Regions from separate parts of the Homo sapiens genome. Here region 2 is linked to region 1. A link is an interaction called in ENCODE POLR2A ChIA-PET data of the cell type or tissue named here. Cell type or tissue: Caco-2. All regions are shown on one strand. Links, peaks and the distances in the headings refer to the core of each region. The heading gives the core; the rest is flanking DNA.

Region 1 (11,516 bases), core at 3,137-11,136:
AACCTTGACCTCAAGGTTAAGCTCCAGCGATCTTCCGACCTCAGCCTCCCAAGTAGCTGGGACCACAGGCATGCATGCGCCACCCCACCCAGCTCATTTCATTTTTTATTTTTGTAGAGATAGGGTCTCACCATGTTGCCCAGGCTGATCTCGAACTGCTGGGAATACAGGCATGAGCCAGGTGCCCAGCCTTTGTTGTTGTTGTTGTTGCTGCTATTTTGGCAACATCACGGCAGAACGGTAAAGGCAGAAAGCACAGTGCCCAGCAGCTAGCAGTGTGGCGTGCCAAGAAGGCTGTTCCAATGGGGGAGAAGCCAGCAGACACAGAGGCATCATGGCGAGCCCCGACTGAGTGTTCAGTGAAGAGGGAAAACAGAGACAGTGGGGCATCCCGAGAAGATCCTCTGCAGGAGTGCGGTGTCTACGGATGGACCAAGAAAACCTACGCAGGATCCACGTGGAAACAAAGCTGCTTAGCTCTGCATATCAGTGCTTCTCGGCGGAGCTGTGGCTGATGGGCTCCTGGTGCAGGACTGGCCCCTGAACAGCACAAGTGTAGTATGCCTGGGCCCCAGGTCATCATGAAAACCAGAAGCAGACACTCAGGAGGCTGAGGCGGGAGGATCACCTGAGCCCAGGAGGTCGAGGCTGCAGTGAGCTGTGATCGTGCCACTGTGCTCCGGGATGGGCAACAGAAAGACCCCATCTCAAAAAAGCAGAAGCACATTTCCGAAGCCCCCCAAGCCCACGGGCGTGAGTGCATGCATGCGTTTGTGACAGCCTGGTGCTCGGATGGGCCCAGAGCAGGGGTTCTCAACCTTGGCCCATTAGAATTACCTGAAAATTTTTAAGATAATTCACATCCGGCCAGGCATGGTGGCTCATGCCTGTAATCCCAGCACTTTGGGAGTCCGAGGCGGGCGGATCACCTGAGGTCAGGAGTTCAAGACCAGCCTGAGCAACATGGAGAAACCCTGTCTCTACTAAAAATACAAAATTAGCTGGGCATGGTAGCACATGCCTGTAATCCCAGCTACTTGGGAAGCTGAGGCAGGAGAATGGCTTGAACCCAGTAGGCGGAGGTTGCGGTGAGCCAAGATCGTCCCGTTGCACTCCAGCCTGGGGAACAAGAGTGAAACTCCATTCCAAGAAAAAAAAAAAAAATTCACATCCAAAATTTTAAAGATAATTCAAATCCAAATCAACTCAATCAGAATCTCTCGGGGTGGGCCTCAGGCACCAGTGTTTTTTTGTTTGTTGGGACAGGGTCTTGCCATTGCCCGTGCTGGATTCAAAACACCTGGGCTCGGCAGGTGTTGTGGTTCATGTCTGTAATCCCAGCACTTTGGGAGGCCGAGGCGGGCAGATCACTTGAGGTCAGGAGATCTTGACCAGCCTGACCATCATGGTGAAACCCCATCTCTACTAAAAATACGAAGATCAGCCAGGCCTGGTTGTATGCACCTGTAATCCCAGCTACTTGGGAGGCTGAGGCAGTGAGCCGAGATCATGGAACTGCACTCCAGCCTGGGCAAGAGCAAGACTCTGAAAAAGCAAATAAACCGAAACTCTTGGGCTCAAGCAATCCTCCGCCTCAGCCTCTGGAGCAGCTGCAATTACAGACAGGCGCCACCACCTCCAGCAAGTACCAGTGTTTTTAAAACCTCCCTGGTAGATTCCGTTGTGCAGCCCAGGCCGAGAAGCATCGCGGAGTCTTGTCATTCAGCCTGAAAATAGCATCAAGTTCCCATCCACTCGAACAACAGTTTGTAGATCTTAGGCTGCTCTCATCGAGCAAACATGGCCTCCTTGCAACACCTCAAATGGGTGCCAGGCATGGTACGCAGCACACAAACTGTGTCACTTGATACAGCGGCCCCATGAGGCGAGGAGCTGGGAGGTCACAGAACATGCCCCAGGGCACCCAGGGACACACTGAAGCCCAGGCCTCCAGCACGCAAGGGCTGCTCTGAAGAAATACGGGAGGTCCTCACTGGAGGGTCTGGGGCCACACGGTGGGTCCGGAGACAGAAACGAGGAGAGGACGGGCTCACCCAGCCGTGGGGCCGCGGGCTGGACATCCAGTGGGAGTGGGAAGCCGCCGTCTCAAGGCAGAATTCCCTCTCTGGGACACCTCGGGTTTTGCTCTTAAAGCTTTCAGCTGATAGGATGAGGCCCACCCACATTCTCAAGGATGATCTTTAGGTGAAATCGACTGTAGGTGTTCACCACATTCCAGCAGCACACGATCACAGCAACACCTCGGCCCCTCTCGATGAGATCACTGGGCCCCACAGCCTGGCCTGGTTGACACGAAAGACTGACTAGCACACACGGTAATTCTCCAGAAATATCCAGGCCAAGTTCTTCCACTTTCCTGTCATAAGCAGCTAGTACTGTCCTTTGTGAGGCTGGCAAGATGGGCTCAACAGGTCACAACCAATGATCATGCTGGCAAGCCAGCAGTGGCAGGCGCACGTCCCCAGCCAGAGAGGGACCGTGATGGTTTGGAGGACAGCATCTGCACAGATAGGGGCTGGAAACCCTACGTCGGTCCCTGTGGACTGTCACGTCACTTTCTGGACTGCCCACGCAGCTTCACCCAGCAGCACTCGCACCTGAAGATGCTGCCACAGTTGGCTGCCCAGAATCAGCACCAGCTACTTGCTGAGGCCCAGAAGCACCACTTGGCTCAGATCCACCCAGATGCCAACTCTGTCGGGCCCCTGTGGCAGCACCCAGATGTCTGCAGAGCACAGGAGCATCCCCATGGGATTGGGTGGGCTAGACCCAGCGTGGGGGTCTGCTAGCAGCCAGTGGCATCTCCATCTGGGTCTGACCCTTTTCTGGGCCCATCGCTCTTTGACCATTTCCCCACCTGGGTTCATTCCCCCAATCCCAAGCGCAGCTCCTGCAGGCCTGGAGCCCTGGGCTGTGACAGGCTGGTCCCCACAAGCCTGGAACCCTGCGCCGTGACGGGCTGGTCCCCACAGACCTGGAGCACTGGGGTCATGACGGGCTGGTCCCCGCAGGCCTGGAGCACTGGGGTCATGACGGGCTGGTTCCCGCAGGCCTGGAGCACAGGCTGACGGGCTGGTCCCCACAGACCTGGAGCACTGGGGTCATGACGGGCTGGTCCCCGCAGGCCTGGAGCACAGGCTGACGGGCTGGTCCCCGCAGGCCTGGAGCACTGAGGCTGACGGGCTGGTTCCTGCAGGCCTGGAGCACAGGCTGACGGGCTGGTCCCCACAGACCTGGAGCACTGGGGTCATGACGGGCTGGTCCCCGCAGGCCTGGAGAACTGAGGCTGACGGGCTGGTCCCCGCAGGCCTGGAGCCCTGGGCTGTGATGGGCTGGTCCCCGCAGACCTGGAGCCCTGGGCTGTCATGGGCTGGTCCCTGCAGACCTGGAGCACGGGGTCATGACGGGCTGGTCCCCGAATCCCTGTGCCCACCCCCCACAGCCTACGGTTTTCGGTATCCCACGGGCTCCTCAAACTCAGCCCAGTCAGACCCAGGATCACCACCCCCCAGCCAGCTGCTGGCAGCCAGAAGCAGGGGGCCAGCCCCACCTCACCAAGCCCTGTTCGCCTCCAAGCACAGGTGCTGGTTACCTATGCCTGGGAGGCAACTGTCCCCACAACTCATTTGCAACTGATATGTCTCCCCTCCAAGTCCCTCTCTAAATTTGTCTCCTGCTCCAGTAGATGCTACAGCATCACCCAATGGTTGACGCATCGCTCTGGTCACAATCCGTGCCTGCTCGGCTCACTTGTGCAGGTGTAAGCCCCTCCTGGGCGCGAGTTCAGGCTGGTCAAAGGCAGCAAGCGAATCAAGCCCTGGCGCGGTCCAGCCCCTGCCATCTGGGGCTTGGCCAGCAGAGGGCGCCCCCACTCCAGCTGAGGTTCCCAGGACCCAGACCTGCGCCTGGAGGTGGCCCCAGGGCAGCGGGAAGCAGGCCCCGGGTGTGGTCACAGACACAGAGCCCCAAGGGACAAGCCCATTTGCAAAACCCCTTTAATCAGAATAAATAGAGTCCCAGGCAGGGCAGAGTTCATTGGGGATGCCCAAGCCGGATTCACCCACCCTTCCAGCTCCAGCCTAGGCGCAGCTGCGGCTTTCGAGAGGCGAAACTGTCTTCCTTGTCCTGGTGTCCCAGCAGGGTCACTGGGAGGCAACAGTGTGGTCTCAGGGTGCTGGGCGGGCCCGTGAGGCCCATCGCCGTCCCCCTAGGCATCCTGTTCATCTGTGAGCAGGGCAGGGGGTGCCGCAGCCTCCTCGGTTGTCCCAACCCTGCCAGAAAGAGACATCACTGAGGGGACCCCATAAACATCAACATCCCTGCAACCTGGCTGGGCGCAGCCAAGGCCCGGCGAGGGACAGGCCAGACGCCCCACAGCCTTTCTCCTGAGATGTATTTTAGGTCCCTGTCAAAATGGCCAGGCTCCGGAGGCCAGAGAAGGCTCTAGAGAGAGTGAAGGTGGGCGCCGGGGGGGAGATTTTTGTAGGTCAAAAGCGGTCAAGTGTCAGCAATGTCGTGGTGTAGCCCCAGTGGCAGCCCTACTGTCCAGCCCTGGCCCCTCTCCCCTCCAGGCTCAGAGTGTCCCCAATCCCTCCACGGACCCTCACCTGCTCCTCTCCTCCCTCTCCTTCCTCTCGTAGATGGAGTGAAGCTTGTTGATTAAGAAGATTTTGTCCTCACCCTCCTAGAAAGGCCAGAACACAAAGGGGAGGAGAAATCATCCATCAGCCCATCCAGAGCCATCCTGTTCCAAACTGCATTTGAGGGAAAACTCACGAGGTGTATTCAACATCGCAAGCAGCAAAAACATAAAAGAAAAGGTGAAAGGGCCACCAAACAAGGACAAGGAAAAACCAAGAGCCAGGAAGTGGGCGTATGTGTGGATCTAAGCTTCCTAGTGGCCAAAGTGAAAAGGGAAATGTAATCAGCAGCCCAGAGCCAGCCTGACTCAATTTAAAACCAGCCCTGCCACGTACTGGCTCTGCCTTGGGTTACTAACTCTGTGACCTCAGTGGCAGCATCTGTAAAGGGGGATAATAACACAAGGCACAGGGTTTACATTAGTTTCCTGCTGCTGTCGTAACGAACTGTCATCAACTTCGTGGCTTAAAACACCACCGGTTTCTCAACTTTCAGTTCTGGAAGTGAGAAGTCCAAAATGAGTCTCACTGGGCTCCAGTCAAGCATGATCAGGGCTACATTCCTCCCGGAGGCTTCGGGGGAGAATCCTCTTCCTCGCCTTTTCCAACTTCTAGAGGCCCCTGGCTCTCAGCCCTTTCCTCCACTTCAAAGCCAGCAGTGGCTGCTCAAGTCCTGCTCACGTGGCACCACTCTGACCCTGACACTCCGGCCTCTGTTTTTCACCTCTAAGGACCCTGAGATCACGCTGGGCCACCACGATAATCTAGGGCCATCTCCTATCCAAAGTCAGCTGACTGGCAACTTTAATTCTACCTGCAATCGTAATTCCCCAGCCACGCAACGTAACGTATTCACAGGCTCCATCCAGTCTTAGGACGGGGACATCTTTGGGGCCAGTACTGGACTGACCCAGGGCTCTTTCGACAATGAAATGTGACAAGCAGAGGGGGCACTTAGCAAAGGATCTGGTGCACCGAAACACTGATCATCAGTGCCTGGGTCAGACCGGGATTCCCCGCCCGGAGCTTCACACAGAGAACAGGAGTTCTGTCAAGAGCCACACGGATTGGCTCTGGGCACCTGGCAACCTGGCTCAGCCTAGGAGGACCACTTAGAATACCTTCAAGGAGAGACCATGGGCCCCTTAAGCAACAACCTAAGTAGCTTCTATCGAGTTGCTGATGAGTATGGAGGGGCTGTGCACTTGAGCCATGCCGACCTGCACGGGGAAAACTCAGACCGACAGCCCCAAAGACGGGTCAGAGCTCGGCCTTGGGTAGACACCACAGCCAGCATCCGCCTGGAGAAAGGTCCTTCCCATCCCAGAGCAACGGTGGGTAGAGCTGGGATTCTCCCAGCACCACTCTGCATTCCCCGCCCGGACCCACCTGGCCCTACCTGGCCCCTGGGGGCTCTGAAATGCCACCCAGTAGGGCAGGAGCCATTCCCCACTTCCAATATCTACAGCCAGACAACCACCGCAGCCGAGATGCCAGGCTTTCAGCTCTATGTGGTGAAACGGGAAAGGCAGGAGATGGGACAGTGTGTACTACAGTGTTTACAACCCAAGCAATGTGGGAGCCGTCCCATGAGTGCTTGGGACGAGCTGGGACGAGCTGCCTGGAGCCCTGGATCCTGGCACCAACTAGCCAGCAGCAGGGTCACATGGCTGCCGAGGCCCACTGGCTGCACCCCGCCCTGCCCTCGCCTTGGCAGACGCCAGCCGCTGATCCCCACAAGCGCCCCCCTAGCCCTGGTGTGGAGCATGCCTAAGGACACTGGCACTCACCAGCCCCAGAGTGAAAACCTGCAGGAGGACAAATGGCAATGGGAGGGGATGGGGAGCCCTAGGGGGAGGGCAGAGCCCAGCAGCAGGACGCAAGCCTGGAAAAGCCACAGGACCTGCTTCACGGGGGGCCGTTCCCCAGGGGAGGGGCCTCGGGGAGGAGGCCAGGCTGGGTAGCCCGGGGGGAAAGTGCCTTGTCTCCAACTTGGTGGGTGCCCAGTGGGCAAGGAGGTCCTCCTGGGCAGAGAGGAGCGAAGGGAGTGGGCACAGGGGCGAAGGGAGTGGGCACAGGGGCGAAGGGAGTGGGCACAGGGGCGAAGGGAGTGGGCACAGGGGCGAAGGGAGTGGGCACAGGGGCGAAGGGAGTGGGCACAGGGGCGAAGGGAGTGGGCACAGGGGCGAAGGGAGTGGGCACAGGGGCGAAGGGAGTGGGCACAGGGGCGAAGGGAGTGGGCACAGGGGCGAAGGGAGTGGGCACAGGGGCGAAGGGAGTGGGCACAGGGGCGAAGGGAGTGGGCACAGGGGCGAAGGGAGTGGGCACAGGGGCGAAGGGAGTGGGCACAGGGACCAGCTGCCGGGTGGACAGTACTCCTGGGGGCTGCCTCTCCGGTATGGGGTCCGACCCCCTTCTGCAACTCACTCCCATGACACAGCATGAGGGCCTCAGCAACTCGCTCTGTCGCCCGGGCTGGAGTGCAGTGGCGCAATCTGGGCTGATTCTCCTGCCTCCGCCTCCTGAGTAGCTGGTACAGGTGGACGCCACCACGCCCAGCTGATTTTTGTACTTTTAGTAGAGACGGGGTTTTGCCATGATGGTCAGGCTGGTCTCGACCTCCTGACCTCAAGTGATCTGCTCACCTCGGCCTCCCAAAGTGCTGGGATTAGAGGCCTGAGCCCCCATGCCCAGGCTTTTTTTTTTTTTTTTTTATGAGACAGAGTTTCACTGTCACCCAGGCTGGAGCGCAGTGGCACAATCATAGCTCACTGCAGCCTCAACCTGGGCTCAAGCAATCTCCTCCCTCAGCCTCCCAAGTAGCTGGGACTACAGGTGCACACCACCACACCCAGCTAACTTTTAAAATTTTTATAGAGACGAGGTTTCACTCTGTTGCCCAGGCTGGTCTCGAACTCCTGGGCTCCAGCCATTCTCCCACCTTGGCCTCCCAAAGCATTGGGACTATAGGCATGAGCCCCACCACACCCGGTCAAACATTGTTTTCTTCATAAAAATGTTTTGGCCAGGCACGGTGGCTCATGCCTATAATCCTAGCACTTTGGGAGGCCAAGGTGGGTGGATTGCCTCAGGAGCTCGAGACCAGCCTGGGCAACACAGTGAAACTGCATCTGTACGAAAAACACAAAAAAGTAGCCGGAGTGGCGGCAGGCCCTGTACTCCCAGCTACTCGGGAGGCTGAGGCAAGACAGTTGCTTGAACCCAGGAGGCAGAGGTTGCAGTCAGCTGAGACTGTGCCACTGCACTCCAGCCTGGGTGACAGAGCGAGACTCCGTCTCCAAAAAAAAAAGTTTTAAGTCCTAACTCTCAACCTTAATCCACCTGTTTGTAAAATGAGTGAAGAGTCCATAGGGACCCAAAAATCCTCACAGAGACTGTCTAAACCCTCAGCGGGGCCACACCCGGGGGCTGAAATCACACCCCACCCCCCAGAGCCCTGGTCCCAGTGGGGCCCTGCGGGTCCTTGGGGATCAGGAGCCTGGCTCTGTCTCACGGCTACTTCGTCACTTGATCTGAAGTGCACGTATTGATCAGGGTCACTTGTTTGGCAAACAAACCCTTTCACCAGCCAAGGCCCACAGGAGATGTACAGGGGAGTGGAGGGGAGCGTCACCCTCAGGTGACCTGAGAGGGTGGGGGCTGAGAGCAGCCCAGGAGGGGCACTCACATTGCTGATCTGCTCCTTGAGCAGGCAGATGACCTTGCGCTGGCCCCGCACCACCTGGATGTTGAGGTAGATCACGGCCCTGCGGGAGAGGGGCTGTCGGGCAGGGCCCAGGGCCACAGCCCGGGAGCGGCCAGTCCCCACACGGTGCAGGCCCAGCGAGGGCCATCTCCCCAGGGCCGCCCCCACCTGCGGGACTCACAGCAGCAGGGCTGACACCAGGAAGACAAAGAAGGTGTTTTCCATCAGGTACCGGTGCACCCAGGGCAGCCAGGAGACCCTGGGGCCTGCCGCCTCCAGGTGGCGCACCCACACCCTGCCGGCCTCGTACATGGTGTCCAGGGTCCGGAAGGGGCCGCAGGTGCTCGAGGGCTTCACCCTGGGGAAGATGCCGACCAGGAACCCTCACCCCGAGCAACAGTTCACCCGGCTCCCTCCCAGCCCGTCCTCTGCACCCCTAAGCCTTGGGCCCCCCAGGCACCACCACCCAACCCCCAGATGACACAGAAGGGTCTCCCTCCACCCGCCCCACTCACTGCCAGACGGCGTAGCAGAGGAAGACAGCGGCGCCCAGGAAGGCGGGGAAGCAGAGCAGCGTGAGGAAGACGGTGCTCATGTGTGAGGCCAGCCAGGGCCGGCGCGGCGCCTGGCAGTTGGCCAGAAGGCTGGTCTGTGGGGAAAGGCTGCGCTCTGCCACCATCCTGCTACCCCTCAGCACCCCTCCAAGCCCTGGGGGAGCTCAAGAGGGAAGGGCGACCAGGGCTGTGCGTCCAGGCAGAGCCTGGACCCTGCTCCCTGCAGCCTCCTCATTTACAGAGGAAGACAGAAGCCTGCCGGTCACTTGCACGCAAACGGGTGATGCCAACAGCACCTCCATCTGCTGAAGGTCGCTGCCATGCCAGGCTCTGCACACAACACTGTACACACCACCTCCCTCAGTCCCCACTGGAACATGGTCCCCACTGCAGGGATGAGGAAACAAAAGGCCAGACGAGACAGGAGCCAGGATGGCCAGGTGCGGTGGCTCATGCCTGTAATCCCAGCACTTTGGGAGGCTGAGGTGGGCGATCACAAGGTCAGGAGATCAAGACCATCCTGGCTAACACAGTGAAACCCCATCTCTACTAAAAATACAAAAAAATTAGCTGGGTGTGGTGGCGGGCGCCTGTAGTCCCAGCCACTCGGGAGGCTGAGGCAGGAGAATGGCGTGAACCTGGGAGGCGGAGCTTGCAGTGAGCCGAGATTGCGCCACTGCACTCCAGCCTGGGCGACAAAGCAAGACTCTGTCTCAAAAAATAAAATAAAATAAAAAGACAGGAGCCAGGATGGGAAGAAAGGTCCCAGTTCTCAGCCACTGGGCATGACCCAGTTGCGGAGAGAGGCCCAGCATCACTTTTCCAGGGACCCAGAGGTCCCAAGGCTTGGTGTCTCCCAGAGCCCTGGCCCTACCCCTGGCCAGGTGCACACAGGTACCTGCTAATGACCTCTGAACCCAGCGATGCTTCCCAGCCTGCCGAAGACAGTGATGCCAAGAGGGGTCAGCCGTCCCTTGGGCGGAGGGACAGGCCAGGGCAGCCCCGAGCCGCCAGCCCCACTCCACTCAGGTGGGGAGGGTTCTAGTGTCCCAGGCTCTGCCCAGCTGAGTCCTGCCCCCACTGCCGGCCACCCTGCCAGCCCAGCCCTCCCCAGGCCTTGGCAGCCTCACCTTCTTGACATAGAAGACGAGCAGCAGCTTGATGATCTGCACGGCGGGGAGGAGGGGCGAGAAGAGCACCCCCAGCCTGGGGAGGGGGTGGCAGTTCAGGGGCTGCTCCAGTGCCCTCCCCTCCCCGAGATCAGGCTGGTTCCAGACCACGGGCAGGGCATGTGACAGTGGCCAAAACTGAGTCCCCGGGGTTAGGGTCTGCATCACTCCAGGGTCCATGGCCGGGCCTGGCTGTGGCCCCAGGGGGAGGCAGGTACAGGACCCCCGGGGGGAAAGGGGCACTGACCGAGGGGCCAGACAGTAGGAGGCAAGCAGAGGACCCTCACCAGGTCAGAGTCTGCCCATAAATCAGCTCCAGGACATTCCGGGCAATGTCAAACTCCGGCTTCCGCCTCCTCTTCAGCTTCTTCTCGGAGATAATCCTGCCTCCGAGGACCCCGGATCGTTAGATGGGAAAGCCATGCCCAGGGAGGCCAGCCTGAGTCCCCACACCCAGAGGCACCCCGCCCCCAGCCAGGGGACATCCTGGCCGTTCCACAGATAATGCCAAGAAGAGACAGCCACCAGCCTGGGGGACCCCACCAGGTGCTTGGTCACACCAGCCTCATCCTAAGTAGGTTCGGATACACCCGGAGTTAAACAAGCAGTATCAGCTCCAGCACCAAATGATTTTTTCTTTTTTGAAACAGGGTCTGGCTCTGTTGTCCGGGCTGGAGCACAGTGACGCAATCGTGGCTCACTGCAGCCTTGACCTCCTGGGATCAAGCAGTCCTCCCACCTCAGCCTCCTGAGTAGCTGGGACTACAGGCACACACCACCAGGCCCAGCTAATTTTTATTTATTTTTATTTTTATTTCTTTAGAGACAAGGTCTCACTCTGTTGCCGAGGCTGGTCTCAAACTCCTGGGCTTAAGTGATCCTCCCACCTCAGCCTCCCAAAGTGCTGGGATTACAGGCGTGAGCCACCACACCGGGCCTCCTACTGATTTTTTTAATCTTATTTTTTATTATTATTAAATTCATATATTCTCGAAGAAAACACCAAGAGGAAAAAAACAGCTGAAGTGCCAGAACCCACAGCGGAATACCTGGAACATTTTTTAAATGTTCCTCCGCTGTCTGTTCCCTGCTGTGTGTTTTTCCTTTGTATCCTAGACTGAGGTTGTGTCATATACACGTTACTTTTTTTTTTTTTTTTTTTTTTTTGGCAACACAGTCTTGCTCTGTCGCCCGGGCTGGAGTGCAGAGGCGCAATCTCAGCTCACTACAACCTCCGCTTCCCAGGTTCAAGCGATTCTCATGCCTCTGCCTCCCGAGTAGCTGGGACTACTGGTGTGCGCCACCACGCCCTGCTAATTTTTGTATTTTTAGTAGAGACGGGGTTTTGCCATGCTGGCCAGGCTGGTCTCAAACTCCTGACCTCAGGTGATCCACTCACCTCAGCCTCCCAAAGTGCTGGGATTAC
Region 2 (8,000 bases), core at 1-8,000, 98 kb after region 1:
GGACAGCACCTGCCAGCATCGGGAAGCACTGCAGATGGGAAGAGGCTTGGTCACTCTCCAAAGGTGGCAGGAGTTGGAGGGGGTGAGCTGAAGGTAAGGAGAAAGGAGGTGGGGACCCAGGAGACAGGGGCTGCGCAGCGGGCTCGGGGCTGACACCCCCACGGATACAGTTCACTGGGGCTCAAACATAAAAGGAACCCAACTATTGTGGGAGGAAAAGACTCTTCTGCCTTTCTGCCTTTTCTTTTTTTCTTTTTCTTTCTTTCTTTTTTTTTTTTTTTTTTTGAGACAGAGTCTTGCTCTATCGCCCAGGCTGGAGTGCAGTGGCGTGATCTCGGCTCACTGCAAGCTCTGCCTCCCGGGATCACGCCATTCTCCTGCCTCAACCTCCCGAGCAGCTGGGACTACAGGCGCCTGCCACCACACCCGGCTATTTTTTTGTATTTTTTAGTAGAGATGGGGTTTCACCGTGTTAGCCAGGACGGTCTCGATCTCCTGACCTTGTGATCCGCCCGCCTCGGCCTCCCAAAGTGCTGGGATTACAGGCGTGAGCCACCGCGCCTGGCTCTTTTTTCTTTCTTTTTTTTTTTTCCGAGACAGAGTTTCACTCTTGTTGCCCAGGCTGGAGTGCAGTGGCGCAATCTTGGCTCACTGCAACCTCCACCTCCAGGGTTCAAGCGATTCTCCTGCCTCAGCCTCCTGAGTAGCTGGGACTGCAGGCGCGCACCACCACGCCTGGCTAATTTTTGTATTTTTAGTAGAGACAGGGTTTCACCATATTGGCCAGGCTGGTCTCGAACTCCTGACCTTGTGATCTGCCCACCTCAGCCTCCCAAAGTCCTGGGATTACAGGCGTGAGCCACCGTGCCCAGCCTGACCCCTCTGCCCTTTCAAAAACTATGTTCGTTCTCTCACAGCCTTCTCTTGTCATATTAAGTCCACACCGCAGGCCTAATTTGTCCAGTGAATGCTATGCAAATATTTCATGCACCTGCTGATCGCAGGAATGATATGTACTTGGTACGCACTGATCGTACCTCGGGGTGGGAGAAGAGAGGGCAAGGAAGCAAAGAATAGCCCCCTCCTTTCCTGGTGCACCTTCAGATGTGCCGATGGGGCCCAGGCTCGCTGCAGATGGCCCCCTTCCCAGAGACAGGGGAGGATCCTCCACCCACTCCCCAGCCTCCAGGACCATCCTGACTCCTGCCTTCAGGCACTCAAGTTATGCGTCTAGACATGCGGATATATTCAAGCTGGGCACAGCACAGCAGCCCCACCCCAGGCAGCTTGAAATCAGAGCTGGGGTCCAAAGGGACCACACCCCGAGGGACTGTGTGGGGGTCGGGGCACACAGGCCACTGCTTCCCCCCGTCTTTCTCAGCCATTCCTGAAGTCAGCCTCACTCTGCTTCTCAGGGATTTCAAATGTGCAGAGACTCTGGCACTTTTGTAGAAGCCCCTTCTGGTCCTAACTTACACCTGGATGCTGTGGGGCTGCAGCTGCTGCTCGGGCTCGGGAGGATGCTGGGGGCCCGGTGCCCATGAGCTTTTGAAGCTCCTGGAACTCGGTTTTGAGGGTGTTCAGGTCCAGGTGGACACCTGGGCTGTCCTTGTCCATGCATTTGATGACATTGTGTGCAGAAGTGAAAAGGAGTTAGGCCGGGCATGCTGGCTTATGCCTGTAATCCCAGCACTTTGGGAGGCTGAGGCGGGTGGATCACGAGGTCAGGAGTTCAATACCAGCCTGGCCAAGATGGTGAAACCCCGTCTCTACTAAAAATACAAAAAAATTAGCCGGGCATGGTGGCGGGCGCATGTAATCCCAGCTACTGGGGGGGCTGAGGCAGAGAATTGCTGGAACCCAGGAGATGGAGGTTGCAGTGAGCCAAGATTGTGCCACTGCACTGCACTCCAGCCTGGCGACAGAGCAAGACTCTGTCTCAAAAAAAAAAAAAAAAAGTGAAAAGGAGTTGTTCCTTTCCTCCCTCCTGAGGGCAGGCAACTGCTGCGGTTGCCAGTGGAGGTGGTGCGTCCTTGGTCTGTGCCTGGGGGCCACCCCAGCAGAGGCCATGGTGGTGCCAGGGCCCGGTTAGCGAGCCAATCAGCAGGACCCAGGGGCGACCTGCCAAAGTCAACTGGATTTGATAACTGCAGCGAAGTTAAGTTTCCTGATTTTGATGATTGTGTTGTGGTTGTGTAAGAGAATGAAGTATTTCGGGGTAGTATGGTAATGCCTTCAACTTACAAACGGTTCAGGTAAACCACCCATATACATACATATACATGCATGTGATATATACACATACAGGGATGTGTGTGTGTTCACATATATGAGGGGAGAGAGACTAGGGGAGAGAAAGTAGGTTGGGGAGAGGGAGAGAGAAAGGAAAACAGGAGACAGAGAGAGAGCGGGGAGTAGAGAGAGGGAAGGGGTAAGAGAGGGAGAGGAGGAGAGAAAGGGAGGAAGAAGCAGAGAGTGAATGTTAAAGGAAACAGGCAAAACATAAACAGAAAATCTGGGTGAAGGGTATATGAGTATTCTTTGTACTATTCTTGCAATTATCTTTTATTTAAATTGACATCGGGCCGGGCGCAGTGGCTCACATCTGTAATCCCAGCACTTTGGGAGGCCGAGGCAGGCAGATCACTTGAGGTCAGGAGTTTGAGACCAGCCTGGCAAACATGGTGAAACCCCATCTCTACTAAAAATACAAAAATTAGCCTGGTGTGGTGGTGCATGCCTTTAATCTCAGCTACTCGGGAGGCTGAGGCAGGAGAATCGCTTGAACCCGTGGCGGGGAGGAGGTTGCAGTGAGCTGAGATCATGCCACTGCACTCCAGCCTGGGCGATAGAGCGAGACTCAGTTTCAAATAAATAAATAAACATCAAAATAAAAAGTTACTGTATTAAAGAATGGGGGCGGGGTGGGAGGGGTGGGGAGAGGTTGCAAAAATAAATAAATAAATAAATAAACCCCAAAATGAAAAAGACAGTGGAGGCACCAGGCCTGCGTGGGGCTGGAGGGCTAATAAGGCCAGGCCTCTTATCTCTGGCCATAGAACCAGAGAAGTGAGTGGATGTGATGCCCAGCTCCAGAAGTGACTCCAGAACACCCTGTTCCAAAGCAGAGGACACACTGATTTTTTTTTTAATAGGCTGCAGGACTTACTGTTGGTGGGACGCCCTGCTTTGCGAAGGGAAAGGAGGAGTTTGCCCTGAGCACAGGCCCCCACCCTCCACTGGGCTTTCCCCAGCTCCCTTGTCTTCTTATCACGGTAGTGGCCCAGTCCCTGGCCCCTGACTCCAGAAGGTGGCCCTCCTGGAAACCCAGGTCGTGCAGTCAACGATGTACTCGCCGGGACAGCGATGTCTGCTGCACTCCATCCCTCCCCTGTTCATTTGTCCTTCATGCCCGTCTGGAGTAGATGCTTTTTGCAGAGGTGGCACCCTGTAAAGCTCTCCTGTCTGACTTTTTTTTTTTTTTTAGACTGAGTTTTGCTCTTGTTGCCTAGGCTGGAGTGCAATGGCACAATCTCAGCTCACTGCACCCTCTGCCTCCCGGGTTCAAGCGATTCTCCTGCCTCAGCCTCCCGAGTAGTTGGGATTACAGGCATGCACCACCACGCCCAGCTAATTTTTGTATTTTTAGTAGAGACAAGGTTTCACCGTGATGGCCAGGCTGGTCTTGAACTCCAGGACTCAAGTGATGCTCCTGCCTAGGCCTCTCAAAGTGTTGGGATTACAGGCGTGAGCCACTGCACCCGGCCTGCACGCGTTCTTTGAAAGCAGTCGAGGGGGCGCTAGGTGTGGGCAGGGACGAGCTGGCGCGGCGTCGCTGGGTGCACCGCGACCACGGGCAGAGCCACGCGGCGGGAGGACTACAACTCCCGGCACACCCCGCGCCGCCCCGCCTCTACTCCCAGAAGGCCGCGGGGGGTGGACCGCCTAAGAGGGCGTGCGCTCCCGACATGCCCCGCGGCGCGCCATTAACCGCCAGATTTGAATCGCGGGACCCGTTGGCAGAGGTGGCGGCGGCGGCATGGGTGCCCCGACGTTGCCCCCTGCCTGGCAGCCCTTTCTCAAGGACCACCGCATCTCTACATTCAAGAACTGGCCCTTCTTGGAGGGCTGCGCCTGCACCCCGGAGCGGGTGAGACTGCCCGGCCTCCTGGGGTCCCCCACGCCCGCCTTGCCCTGTCCCTAGCGAGGCCACTGTGACTGGGCCTCGGGGGTACAAGCCGCCCTCCCCTCCCCGTCCTGTCCCCAGCGAGGCCACTGTGGCTGGGCCCCTTGGGTCCAGGCCGGCCTCCCCTCCCTGCTTTGTCCCCATCGAGGCCTTTGTGGCTGGGCCTCGGGGTTCCGGGCTGCCACGTCCACTCACGAGCTGTGCTGTCCCTTGCAGATGGCCGAGGCTGGCTTCATCCACTGCCCCACTGAGAACGAGCCAGACTTGGCCCAGTGTTTCTTCTGCTTCAAGGAGCTGGAAGGCTGGGAGCCAGATGACGACCCCATGTAAGTCTTCTCTGGCCAGCCTCGATGGGCTTTGTTTTGAACTGAGTTGTCAAAAGATTTGAGTTGCAAAGACACTTAGTATGGGAGGGTTGCTTTCCACCCTCATTGCTTCTTAAACAGCTGTTGTGAACGGATACCTCTCTATATGCTGGTGCCTTGGTGATGCTTACAACCTAATTAAATCTCATTTGACCAAAATGCCTTGGGGTGGACGTAAGATGCCTGATGCCTTTCATGTTCAACAGAATACATCAGCAGACCCTGTTGTTGTGAACTCCCAGGAACGTCCAAGTGCTTTTTTTGAGATTTTTTAAAAAACAGTTTAATTGAAATATAACCTACACAGCACAAAAATTACCCTTTGAAAGTGTGCACTTCACACTTTCGGAGGCTGAGGCGGGCGGATCACCTGAGGTCAGGAGTTCAAGACCTGCCTGGCCAACTTGGCGAAACCCCGTCTCTACTAAAAATACAAAAATTAGCCGGGCATGGTAGCGCACGCCCGTAATCCCAGCTACTCGGGAGGCTAAGGCAGGAGAATCGCTTGAACCTGGGAGGCGGAGGTTGCAGTGAGCCGAGATTGTGCCAATGCACTCCAGCCTCGGCGACAGAGCGAGACTCCGTCATAAAAATAAAAAATTGAAAAAAAAAAAAGAAAGAAAGCATATACTTCAGTGTTGTTCTGGATTTTTTTCTTCAAGATGCCTAGTTAATGACAATGAAATTCTGTACTCGGATGGTATCTGTCTTTCCACACTGTAATGCCATATTCTTTTCTCACCTTTTTTTCTGTCGGATTCAGTTGCTTCCACAGCTTTAATTTTTTTCCCCTGGAGAATCACCCCAGTTGTTTTTCTTTTTGGCCAGAAGAGAGTAGCTGTTTTTTTTCTTAGTATGTTTGCTATGGTGGTTATACTGCATCCCCGTAATCACTGGGAAAAGATCAGTGGTATTCTTCTTGAAAATGAATAAGTGTTATGATATTTTCAGATTAGAGTTACAACTGGCTGTCTTTTTGGACTTTGTGTGGCCATGTTTTCATTGTAATGCAGTTCTGGTAACGGTGATAGTCAGTTATACAGGGAGACTCCCCTAGCAGAAAATGAGAGTGTGAGCTAGGGGGTCCCTTGGGGAACCCGGGGCAATAATGCCCTTCTCTGCCCTTAATCCTTACAGTGGGCCGGGCACGGTGGCTTACGCCTGTAATACCAGCACTTTGGGAGGCCGAGGCGGGCGGATCACGAGGTCAGGAGATCGAGACCATCTTGGCTAATACGGTGAAACCCCGTCTCCACTAAAAATACAAAAAATTAGCCGGGCGTGGTGGTGGGCGCCTGTAGTCCCAGCTACTCGGGAGGCTGAGGCAGGAGAATGGCGTGAACCCAGGAGGCGGAGCTTGCAGTGAGCCGAGATTGCACCACTGCACTCCAGCCTGGGCGACAGAATGAGACTCCGTCTCAAAAAAAAAAAAAAAAGAAAAAAATCTTTACAGTGGATTACATAACAATTCCAGTGAAATGAAATTACTTCAAACAGTTCCTTGAGAATGTTGGAGGGATTTGACATGTAATTCCTTTGGACATATACCATGTAACACTTTTCCAACTAATTGCTAAGGAAGTCCAGATAAAATAGATACATTAGCCACACAGATGTGGGGGGAGATGTCCACAGGGAGAGAGAAGGTGCTAAGAGGTGCCATATGGGAATGTGGCTTGGGCAAAGCACTGATGCCATCAACTTCAGACTTGACGTCTTACTCCTGAGGCAGAGCAGGGTGTGCCTGTGGAGGGCGTGGGGAGGTGGCCCGTGGGGAGTGGACTGCCGCTTTAATCCCTTCAGCTGCCTTTCCGCTGTTGTTTTGATTTTTCTAGAGAGGAACATAAAAAGCATTCGTCCGGTTGCGCTTTCCTTTCTGTCAAGAAGCAGTTTGAAGAATTAACCCTTGGTGAATTTTTGAAACTGGACAGAGAAAGAGCCAAGAACAAAATTGTATGTATTGGGAATAAGAACTGCTCAAACCCTGTTCAATGTCTTTAGCACTAAACTACCTAGTCCCTCAAAGGGACTCTGTGTTTTCCTCAGGAAGCATTTTTTTTTTTTTTCTGAGATAGAGTTTCACTCTTGTTGCCCAGGCTGGAGTGCAATGGTGCAATCTTGGCTCACTGCAACCTCTGCCTCTCGGGTTCAAGTGATTCTCCTGCCTCAGCCTCCCAAGTAACTGGGATTACAGGGAAGTGCCACCACACCCAGCTAATTTTTGTATTTTTAGTAGAGATGGGGTTTCACCACATTGCCCAGGCTGGTCTTGAACTCCTGACCTCGTGATTCGCCCACCTTGGCCTCCCAAAGTGCTGGGATTACAGGCGTGAACCACCACGCCTGGCTTTTTTTTTTTTGTTCTGAGACACAGTTTCACTCTGTTACCCAGGCTGGAGTGGGGTGGCCTGATCTCGGATCACTGCAACCTCCGCCTCCTGGGCTCAAGTGATTTGCCTGCTTCAGCCTCCCAAGTAGCCGAGATTACAGGCATGTGCCACCACACCCAGGTAATTTTTGTATTTTTGGTAGAGACGAGGTTTCACCATGTTGGCCAGGCTGGTCTTGAACTCCTGACCTCAGGTGATCCACCCGCCTCAGCCTCCCAAAGTGCTGAGATTATAGGTGTGAGCCACCACACCTGGCCTCAGGAAGTATTTTTATTTTTAAATTTATTTATTTATTTGAGATGGAGTCTTGCTCTGTCGCCCAGGCTAGAGTGCAGCGACGGGATCTCGGCTCACTGCAAGCTCCGCCCCCCAGGTTCAAGCCATTCTCCTGCCTCAGCCTCCCGAGTAGCTGGGACTACAGGCGCCCGCCACCACACCCGGCTAATTTTTTTGTATTTTTAGTAGAGACGGGTTTTCACCGTGTTAGCCAGGAGGGTCTCGATCTCCTGACCTCGTGATCTGCCTGCCTCGGCCTCCCAAAGTGCTGGGATTACAGGTGTGAGCCACCACACCCGGCTATTTTTATTTTTTTGAGACAGGGACTCACTCTGTCACCTGGGCTGCAGTGCAGTGGTACACCATAGCTCACTGCAGCCTCGAACTCCTGAGCTCAAGTGATCCTCCCACCTCATCCTCCCAAGTAATTGGGACTACAGGCGCACCCCACCATGCCCACCTTATTTATTTATTTATTTATTTATTTATTTATTTTCATAGAGATGAGGGTTCCCTGTGTTGTCCAGGCTGGTCTTGAACTCCTGAGCTCAAGGGATCCTTTTGCCTGGGCCTCCCAAAGTGCTGAGATTACAGGCATGAGCCACCGTGCCCAGCTAGGAATCATTTTTAAAGCCCCTAGGATGTCTGTGTGATTTTAAAGCTCCTGGAGTGTGGCCGGTATAAGTATATACCGGTATAAGTAAATCCCACATTTTGTGTCAGTATTTACTAGAAACTTAGTCATTTATCTGAAGTTGAAATGTAACTGGGCTTTATTTATTT

Evidence for each region. ChIA-PET counts read pairs that join two places held together with the same protein. Peaks named below come from ENCODE experiments on the same cell type or tissue, not always from the same donor. Only the 100,000 strongest peaks of a DNase experiment are listed, where the experiment ranks them.
Region 2: POLR2A ChIA-PET joins it to region 1 with 10 read pairs; 10 of 35 experiments call an interaction of 5 or more read pairs at or near these places.

Annotation. Positions count from the first base shown.
Region 1 is chr17:78,108,920-78,120,435 of GRCh38, forward strand. It overlaps TMC6 (transmembrane channel like 6), which reads right to left. Exons shown (of 20, transcript NM_001127198.5): 14 at 10,378-10,473; 15 at 10,052-10,127; 16 at 8,883-9,016; 17 at 8,549-8,725; 18 at 8,350-8,428; 19 at 4,629-4,705; 20 at 1-4,292. The coding sequence ends at 4,229. Among named protein-coding and RNA genes, the nearest start is that of TMC6, 14 kb to the right of the region's middle. RefSeq lists an enhancer at 3,672-3,731. In Caco-2, for the core only: CTCF peaks have their summits at 3,896 (motif pointing right) and 8,643 (motif pointing right); DNase peaks (open chromatin) are centred at 3,872, 7,135 and 8,650.
Region 2 is chr17:78,210,278-78,218,277 of GRCh38, forward strand. It overlaps BIRC5 (baculoviral IAP repeat containing 5), which reads left to right and starts at 3,976. Exons shown (of 4, transcript NM_001168.3): 1 at 3,976-4,150; 2 at 4,403-4,512; 3 at 6,387-6,504. The coding sequence starts at 4,040. RefSeq lists a silencer at 1,621-1,824 and an enhancer at 3,721-4,622. In Caco-2, for the core only: no CTCF peak of the experiment used is centred there; a DNase peak (open chromatin) is centred at 3,934; H3K4me3 peaks cover 1,643 bases.